Linked DNA regions of Homo sapiens: region 2 is linked to region 1. Evidence: chromatin loops called from intact Hi-C (ENCODE). Cell type or tissue: ascending aorta. All regions are shown on one strand.

Evidence for each region. A loop is a pair of places that touch in the nucleus more often than their neighbours do. Peaks named below come from ENCODE experiments on the same cell type or tissue, not always from the same donor. Only the 100,000 strongest peaks of a DNase experiment are listed, where the experiment ranks them.
Region 2: it touches region 1 in a loop (2.2-fold over the local background); 2 of 110 quality-filtered maps call a loop at or near these places.

The regions. Positions count from the first base shown.
Region 1 is chr10:76,309,695-76,314,694 of GRCh38, forward strand. The region is part of intron 5 of LRMDA (leucine rich melanocyte differentiation associated); the gene reads left to right. The region is part of intron 2 of LOC112268057 (a long non-coding RNA gene); the gene reads right to left. Among named protein-coding and RNA genes, the nearest start is that of KCNMA1-AS1, 580 kb to the right of the region's middle. In ascending aorta, a CTCF peak has its summit at 2,251 (motif pointing left); DNase peaks (open chromatin) are centred at 581 and 2,208; H3K27ac peaks cover 2,867 bases.
Region 2 is chr10:77,002,530-77,007,529 of GRCh38, forward strand. All of the region lies in intron 18 of KCNMA1 (potassium calcium-activated channel subfamily M alpha 1), which reads right to left. Among named protein-coding and RNA genes, the nearest start is that of KCNMA1-AS1, 120 kb to the left of the region's middle. In ascending aorta, a CTCF peak has its summit at 2,612; no DNase peak of the experiment used is centred here; H3K27ac peaks cover 1,786 bases.

The DNA of each region.
Region 1 (5,000 bases):
GGGAGGGTCAGACTGGATTTGAGGTGGCACCCAAGGTCCTGTACAAAACTTGTTTGCTGTCCACCCTCTGGCAGTTTCAGAAGCTCCTGAAACTAAGGCTCCTGGTATAATTTTACAACAAGCCAGCGCATTACTGACATCCTATCTGCATTAGCTATCTGTTGTATGTTTTACTTCTTACCCTTCTGGTTCAAGTCTGGATGCTGCCAATAAATCCTGTGTTACCATTAAAGAGGCCATTCATCACGCTTCCTAATGCGATTAATCAAGATACACCACAGTACCCTTAAAATGAGATCATTTTGATAAATCATGTATGACATGAAAAGACTTTATTCCTTTTAAGTGCAATTTAGACTGTAATTTTTTTCCTCATTTATGATTCATGGGAGAAACATGGATAAAATTCCCTTGCACAGTTACACCTTATCTACAGCAATAACTCAAAACTGCTTTTAGATGAAAATTCAGGGTCTTATTCACCAAAGCTGAATGCCAGCTCATTATTTTCTGGCGTTCAGTAGTCCAAAAATAATGTCCGCACATTAAGCGGCATTCTCAAAAAAGTTGGAATTGGCCAGGCTCCAGGCACATCAATTACACTCCATCATCCTTAATAAGGAAGAAATATCAGATGTCCTCTTGGAGGTTTTTTGAATCAGTAATGCTCAGCCTTTACCTTCCCAATTTAGAATGATTGGGAAACAAAAATGGTAGTAACAAAAAAAGTATGGGAATTTCAGGGCCTTTACATGACTCTTCTCCTGTTGCATAAGTCTCAAAAGAGGTATTTTTTCCCTCCCATGCGGTTCATGCTTCCTTTTCCATTCCCCTTTTCTCATTTCACAAAGGAAACTACCATTTTGTTAGGTCTGAGTTTTGTTTCTAAGCTGCTGTATCTGTGATGCAGGCTTTCCCCTCACAGCTGTCACAATAATTTGGGAAACGATATTCATAACCTCCAATAGAAAAATAATTTGAAAATGTGCCTTCTGGTGAGATCCATCAAGTTTAAGGCCATATTTTTGGTTAAAAGGGAGACACTGATGCTATTCATTAAACTGAAAAATGGCTTGTTTTCCACTAATATTGAAATAAACTCTGGATGAATGTTAAGTCATGCTGGCATGCACTCTTATTGAAAGCAAAAGGAAAACACAGATATATTTAATTTGGACATGTAAAGTCAACAGAGTTTTAGGTCTTTCATGAGAAAGGGAATCAGGAAGATTGGCTGAAACAAATGTGAACAATTAGAAGTTCATTTGCCTCTTGCAAAGAGTGAGAGCATTTAAAGAGGGATTCAGTGTCTGAGAACTATAGACTCACTTGCATTTTTTTTTCAACCCCTGGTACCTATGAATAAAGAAATAAAGACTTGATCAACATGTAATTTATTTCCCTGCTGTTCTTAGAGATTCATTTGGGAAGCAGAACAAAAGCCAGTATTTGACTCTGTTTTTAAGTAACCCAAGAATGCACACGTATCCTATTCATGCCCACTTAACATAAATGCAGCAAAACTCAAGTTTATTTGGGTTATCACATTTATGCTAATGCTCTGTACTTTAATCGGATAGAAACTGACATAAAACAAAAGTTCCTTGCATATTATTCACACATTTAAATGAAATTTCCTGTGCTTTTAATTTTTTCTAATATGAAGAGTCAATTAAGAATCTAAGGCCATTAAGGCTGCACTTGCCTTGTTTAGGTTTCCATTTCACATTTATGACTTTCTATTTTTGTGAAAAAAGATCTGTAAATTTGAAAAATATGCACGTATCTCATTAAAAAAGTTTCCCAGCTCTAGCAACACTCAGCAAATCTCCAAAGAATGCAAGTTTAAAACATAAATATTTTAAGGCCCCATAAAATTGGCAGTAAATATTTTTCCCCCTTTAATACCATGTTCATTTCATTCCAATTTACTACCACGATTATATTTTCCAAAGCGGCTTTTAATACAATACACAATTATTTCATATGGGGTTGGGTAGGTCGCCTCATTAAGCCTGCAAAGATCAGGCCTCTTGTGATCCCCACAAATATACTTGCATTTACTCCTAATTAAAATGGCCCTCTTAAATTGTCTCAAGTTCATTAATATAAATAAGAAGCTAAGCAAAATAGCCACAGTTGAACAGTTAGCAGGGCAAGATGACCAGGTCCCCAAACCTCACACAGAGCAGACTGTGGTATGTATGCAGTGGTGCCCTGCCACCTGTTGGCTCTGCTTACACATAACAGGGTATTGATGTCCCTCATGGTGGTGCAGTAACCCTCTCTGACCCCTATCCCTAGTTCATCATCCCCAAGAGAAAAGAAGAGGCCTTTGAGAATCCCAGGCCTCCTGATTTCCCCCATCATTCATTTCCTTGGCTACATGTTTCTCCTGCTAATGCTAAAAATTTATGGCTGAGCACATTAAGGGCAGTGCGAGTCCTTCCCTACTTCTGGATTATATCAGAGTTTCCTGTCATAAGGAAATCCAAGATGTGTCCTCAGCTGATTGCATGTGACAGTGTCTGCTTATATCTCAGGAATCTGAGGCATGATGGATAAACTGTCAGTTTTGAAGGATGATATTTTCTCCATATTTCCATTATGAACTGGGCTGTCATCTCCTAATAAATTTCTTGCATTGGTATCAATTTATTTTTACAAGCAGAGGGTCTGATGTATTTGGGAAAGGCACTGACAGCAGATCTGGCCTAGCCTGACAGAGCTGGCTTCAACTCATTTTGGAAAAGTACTTTGGTTCCAAGGACAGAACTTGACCCGTAGCCCTCAAGATTAAAAAAAACCTCCGTGAGAGGAAAAGAGACACATGAGGCAAGTTCCTTCTTTTAAGCCAAAATAAATCAAGCCCTTAGGACTACCATGACATAATATCATTTTTAAGACAGTCCTACAAACCCAGTTGAGATATGCCACGTGTAGCCTTCTCGTCTGAGTTAGATGAGACCATCTAAATGTTGTTAGAGCATCACAATAATGCAGTGAATTGATGGATGAATTCGGATTATAATGAAGCTAGGGATCTCACAATTTTTGCTCCCAGAAGGGATCTCAGTAGTGCTCTTCTGCTTGACAAGTGAGAAGCAAAATTAATTCATATAATGCCTATTTAATTATGAAATATGGGCATGTCTCTGTCATGGCTACTGTGAAGGGCAGAAAAAGCTATACAACATGAGCTTTACCTCTCAAGAAACTTAAAGTCCAGTTGAAGAGATAAGATATTAAACAAAATTAGAGTGAAGTAAGAATAAATCATAGCTAACATCCATGAGCAGTGGCTAAGATGGTTGTTTCTTACCCTTATTTAACATTTACCTTTATTGGGAAGGGAGGCAGCATAACATTGTAATTGCCAAGACAGCAGCAACTGGAGGCAAACTGCCTGGATTTGTGTCCCAGCTCTGCCAAGGAGTAGTTACCCAAGAACTTAAGTGAGAGCTTTGTCAGGGGACTTAATTTCTCTGGTCCTCGGCTTCCTCATCTGTAAAACAGAACTAGGAGTTGTGACTCCTCGTGAAACTTTGTGAAGATTGAATAAATCAATACATGGAAAGTGTTTAACGCAGTTCTCGACACAAAGTAAGTACTAATTAAAAATGCTAATAAACGTTAGCATTTTTAAACTATCATTATCATGATTGTGACTATTATTACCATTATCACTGTTAGTCAAAATGTGGCTTAAAGAGTTTAAGTCAATTGCCCAAGATGGAGCCTGGCTCTAAATCTTGATCAATAAGGCATCAGAGCACAGAAAACAGAGAGTTAAACAATATACAAATTGTGAATTAGTCAAGAACAGAATCCTTGAAGCTTAGTTATTTTTCTTACTGTTCTTTCCATTCCTAGACTATAAAATAGCCCTTTCTCCATTGCCTGAAACATACTTTAGAAGCTAGTTGAAAAGTGTTATATGTAGTGGTGTGTAGGTAAATGCTTAACAGCCAAGTCTCTGGGAAAAAAAGTGTGTGTGTATACACATGCATATATAATATATTGCATTTTTTAGTTATATAAATGATGTGTAGAACACAATTAAAAGTAAATAACAATTGAATATATAATACTGTTTCTAAAAAATTCCATACAATCACTTAATTGTCACAGATACTTTCAATGATTTTGGCCAAACTCTTGTATCTCGTATCTGTGGTTGCAACTGATGAACAACTGTAGTTCCCACTTGATATTCCTTTATCTTAATGAGTATGTCAGAACTTTACTCATTTGTTAATGACATAAGAAACTACTTTGCTGAACTGGATAATAGTTTTTGAATATTGGAAGAATATTTTTTCAATTTTTTTGTGCTATTCACAATGCCTTGCAATACCCAACAAAGCAACTTCTCAAAGAATTAAGAAAAGATTATTAAATGAGAAGGAATATACTAATACCACAGGTAATTTTTATAAAGGCAGAACATCCTATCTATAAATAAGCAATTATATTTAGCCAAAGAGGTATGGAGCACAAGTTAATATTTTGCTACCATTAGGCTACGACACAACATCCTTTTTTTGTTGTTGTTTTTAAGAAATGGAATTTTGCCATGTTGCTCATGGTTGGTCTCCAACTCCTGGGCTCAAGTGATCTGCCTACCTTGGCCTCCCAAAGTACTAGGATTACAGGTGTGAGCCATCGTGCCCAGTCACACAACATTCTTTTAGGTTCTATCTGCAACATTAACATTTTCTCCATCACTTTAAGTTTAGCAAATAAGCACACCAATGAATCAAGCTCTCACTTGCAGCATTTGCCAGTTTCTGCTGCAAATACTCCCACAGTGGCCAATGTCAAACTACAAAGTGCCATCACTGAAGAGTTGGAAAGTGACTGCACATCATTATATAGTATTTTTATCATACAAATTCAGTAGACTCAATTTCAAGAGCATAAATAACAGTAAAATTTTGTAAAATAATTAAGAAGTGAGGAGTCTTGTTAAATAAGGTAATTTATTCAAGTTTAAGTGT
Region 2 (5,000 bases), 690 kb after region 1:
AATAGAAGAATAGGTTCCACGTGAAATATCTTAATGCAATTTGCATGCAGCATTGATAGCTCTTCTAAAGCTGGTATGGTAGGTTCTGCACTGCCTGGGGATCCAAACTGAGTGGTAACCTATAAAAGTTGTTGGAAGTCAGCATCGTAGTTTCCAATGCCCTTCACCTTTGCCTTTCAAGCCAATTTATATTTCAGTACAAGAGAAGGTTTTTGTACCTCATTTTGATGCTACAACAGGCAAACATGTTTGCTTATCACTTATCATGAACTGGCCTGCTTCTCTCACGAGGTGGGAGAAGAATTCACATTTATTCTAAGCATTACTGCCAAATGGTAAACCTAAACTGAGGAGGTGTTATTCCCTGCACCCACACCTTCCATTTTGAAAGTCATTTCCCCCACTCTTTCTTTTTCTTTGTAGAGAATGGTTGCACTCTTATTTTAAAATATGGCTTGTGGTTTTGCCCTCTTTGAATGTTACAGTCACCAGGAAGAGGGGTTTAAATCTCTCAAATGGGTCAAGTCCTGTTCTAAGACCTTTATGACTTGCCATACAGTATATTTGTCAAGCAAGGGTAACGTTATGATTGTGAAGAACAGGCACTGGGGGAGATGAATGAGAGATCTCTTCAGCAGCAACTCCATTCTTGTAAACTTGGCTCACATTTTTAGTGACGTGTTCTTTTAGTGTCCTAGCTAGTCTGTTGTTCAGATCATCATGCAGCCCCAGCCCTGTTCAATGGTGGTATATCATTCCTTTGAGCTTTAGCTTTTACCAAAAAAAAATAAAAAATAAAAAAGTTCCACTATAGCATTTGAATCAGAGGAATTTAGAAGGCATGGTGTGAATGCCCAGACATCCCAAACAAACAGCAACGGCTGAAGTCAAGAAAGGGAAAAAAGTCTTCAATTAAAGACATGAACATAAATTTATCTTAAATGCATCCGGATCTGGCATACAATCTGCAGACATTCCCTTGTTTTCTCTTTCTTATTTCTTTTACTGGAAATATTGATTTGTTATTTACACAGAAGAGGGAAACAAGGATGATTTTTTTGCTTCACCGTAGATAAATCATTTTGAAAAACAATTTTTTTAATCAAATGCTGTAGCAGAAGAGAAGCCCATCAAACTCTGGAATGCTATGCTTCTCATTAGCAACGGTCCCTGGTTTTCATTTCCATACTGCCATTTTGGGTTTATGTACAATAATAGAATCTGACACATTTGTGGAGAAAGAAAGTTCTTATAAATATACCGTCTTTAAGGATAAGGGGAGGGATGATGGGGATGAAATAACTTTTGAAACTATTTGTTCAGAGGCAAACAGATCAGAATGGGTGATGTAAACCTCCTCCTTGATATGAGTTCAGGAGGAAACACAGTGACAAACCAGTGGCTCTCAGGGACTGTTTGCAACTGTTATTGTTAGCCGTTCTGGCGACCATGCATTGTTCTAAAATTTCTTATTGTTAGCATGCAGGAACAGGCTGAAACTGGTAATCGAAGCAGCAAAAAACCATGTGCTATAAGAAGATTAACTGTTAATTATAAGCAGTCACATTCCAAAGCAGCATATGCATAAAAAAGAAAACATGCTATTACTTGTCATTCCTTCCCAATCATTTTTACACTCACACCAAATGCAAAATAGAAATCTCAAAAGACAAACAAGTGCCACCACACACACACACACACACACACACACACACACACACACAAAATCAGCAAGAACGATCAATGAGAGGCTCAAAGACAAGACAGAAACAGTTAAAAACTATTGAGCCCCACATGTTGACAAACCTTCATGAATCAGAATGTCTAGATCAAGGTGCCACCAACTGGGAAGGTGGCTCTTTTTCGCTACTGCTGGCATAGTCCATTTCCATTGACTCCCTGTCAGGTATCTTCACCTAGAGACTTCTGGGTCCACTTTCTTAAAAGGTAAGACCTCCCATCTGGTGGAGCGATTCATCAGGCTTGAAGGATATGAGTACTGGCCAGGAAGAGCTCTCCTCTGGGCCATTATACAAATCATGAACAAACTCTTTAACTAAAAGCTGATGAGGAGTTGTCTCCCTGGTGGTAGATGTTCCAGAAGAATTGAACACTCTCTGTGTAAAATTATACTCTTAAGTTGTAAAATTAAATTATATCAAAGTTAAGTCATGGACCTCCTAATTTGGAAATTACCACCCCTCATCTCTCTCAACTCTCTCTGGCTTCCTAACCCTTCAATTTTGTTACAGTGAATCATGGATATTCAGAACCACTGGTGTTTTGTTTCCATTTCTCAGTGACTGTTTCCTTTTCTAGAGCTGATTTAGGTTAGAAGGTTAATTTTAGATATGAAGAGTTCCACTTTAAATTCCCAAGGTTAGGTCTCAAAGTGCAACTTTGAAAATTTCAGGATTTATTTCAAACAGAAGTAAGTTTCTTATCTACTCCCTGGCCACACAAAGCATCCTCTCTCCTTTGGTGTTTGCTAATTTTCTTTCTTACGTAGTCACCCATTGTTCCCTTCCCAAATCCCAATTCTCAGACAAGGTTTTCCCCAGGATGTCAATGGTAATACAAAGTAGATCTATGAGGACATCTAGTGGATCAATGTGGAAGAGCAGCTAGTTCATGGGCAGTTGGAACTAGCCTTTCTCCAAAAGGAGCAGAAAGAGGACCCTGCTGTCTCTGAGAATTGAAATATATGCAGTGTCATTTCAATTCAATGGCTTCTCATGATCCACAGCAGATGATTAGGGGTAGGGGCAGTGAAAGGGTGAGAGGTCCTAGGAGATGAGCCTAGGGTCTGCAGCCACAGCTGGCACAGGAGGACTATTTCAGTGGCAGCTGACTGCGTCTCCTTTTTAAAGCCCTGCTGCAGCTTCCTGAGACTGGGAGCAGACAAGAGTGTGTCTCTGGCAAGTGTGAACACCAAAGCTACTTGTCATTCCATCTTAGGGCTCTTGAAACTTCATGCTCAATTAACTGCCCCGATAGGCCAACTTAACTCTAGGAAAGCAGAAATACAAGGCTCTAGGGACTCAGTTTACCCTCTGGTTCACATCATAAGGTTCTTGTTATTGGACCAGGGCCATGGATTCTATGAGGTTATGTGGTTGCTAAGAATTTGACCCTGAGTCTCACCTTCCTCCGAAGACCTAGGTCCTGGCAGTTTCACAATTTGAGAAAAAGCTTTTATGTGCTTTTCTTCACCACAGTGAAGTGGATATTCAACCAACATTTCCATCATAACTTCATAGTACTATTTACAGAGACAAAATAGAAGTATTTCCCTAATGGACATCATCAAAACTATTTGTTTACTCTTGAGTGTTTAAAACAAAAAGGCTTCTCAGAAGTGTTCTTGGACAACTTTTCCTCTATTCTCAAAGGCCATGATCATGAGACCAGAAACCTGTTGGAAAGTGGCTGGTGAAGATGCAGCTCAGTTACTGCTCTTTCCTTGAGTCAAATGGATAATCAGCTGTCAAACTCAGGTTCTCTGCTGGCTGGCCTTTCTGAGCCAAGCCTGGAATGGAAGGAAGAATTGGATTCCATCCTATCCTCAGCACCATCTGCCACCTGCATCAGCAACCAAATTGTCAGCCAATTTCCAATGCAGAATCTTAATTTCCAGGGTGGATTGGAAGAGGCAGGAAAAAGCAGTACTGGACTGAGGGGCCCAGGTGGAGTTTTCCAACTGCTGGGGAAAATGTTTTAGATTTCAAATGGAGCAAATTCAAGGGAAGACTGGGATGGAAGAAAAAAAACATCTGCCATTCAATCAATAGATACTTTTCAGGTCACAGCCTCACTTTTAAAATCAGTCAAATGAAGGAGGGATTATTTCCAAGCAAGAAACATGGAGCTACTCTTCATGGGCTCTGCAGCAACTAACGTTACTAATAAAAATATCCACGGAAGAAAAAGTCCACCAGGATTTAAGGTGAGGCCTTTGATGTGGCACTGGGAATCAGAGAATATTCTTTCAAGTCCTATAAATGAGAAATGATGTCTTCACTTAGCAAAATTCCTCCCATTACCTTCTGGAGTAAGAAGAAAGGTCTTCCAGGTGGTTTTCCAAAAACAGAGGAGAAAGAAAAAGCTAGTTAATGTCAGCAGCACAGAGCACACTGAGCTAGTTGATTCTGCCCCTAATGACTGTATTGTGGCTGAGGAAGGCAGAAGTATTTGGCACTAGAGTTGTTGGTTGATTGACACCACATTTTCTCTCCAATTCTGAAGGACCATTCAATTTAGTATGCAGCTCTGCAGGTATGAAAGTGGGCCATGCCCTCAAGCCATGTTTAAAGGGTTCTGTCGATGAAGAAAGCCACAGAGTCGATTTTGGCAAGACTGTGCATTGAATTGAAGAAGGTCATCATTGTGTTTTGTTTTTAAAGTGAGCAATCTATACCCTCCAAACACTGATGACTAACCAAAATCAGATGATCAACTTGCCTCTTTTGCTGCAAAGGAATGAGGGGACTGAATTTGAAACATCTTCTCCAAATTCCAGAGCCATTGGACTGAACTGTTCCACAGATTGGGTCTCCTTTTCAGTAGAGCCTTACAAACATGAATAAAGACCCAAAGCTCAATGCTGGCCTTAAAAGCTCCTCCTCAATGGCCACATCTTGTTGAGTAAAAGGGCATCCTATTCCTTGAGTAAGTTAGAGGTTCAGACACTTGTATTGACTTGTTCAGACTTATACATTGCTCATTGCTGAAATGGAATGTTCTCCTCCAGTCAGCTTTTCTGCCTTAAACAGGTAAAGGGATCTTCCAAGATGTCTGACTAACATTCATAAAGCAACTGGGTGTGTCCTACTGAGTACTGACTAAAAGAAAAACTTTGTTGTAAAGCAAGGGAACTTCATAGACTGCAGATAATAATTACCACTGTGCAAATACTTGTCTCCAGTAAGACAATTGAGATACTTACAGTCCCAAAGTTGAGTAACCAATTAATTATCTAGCAAGCACTTCTCATACAGAGA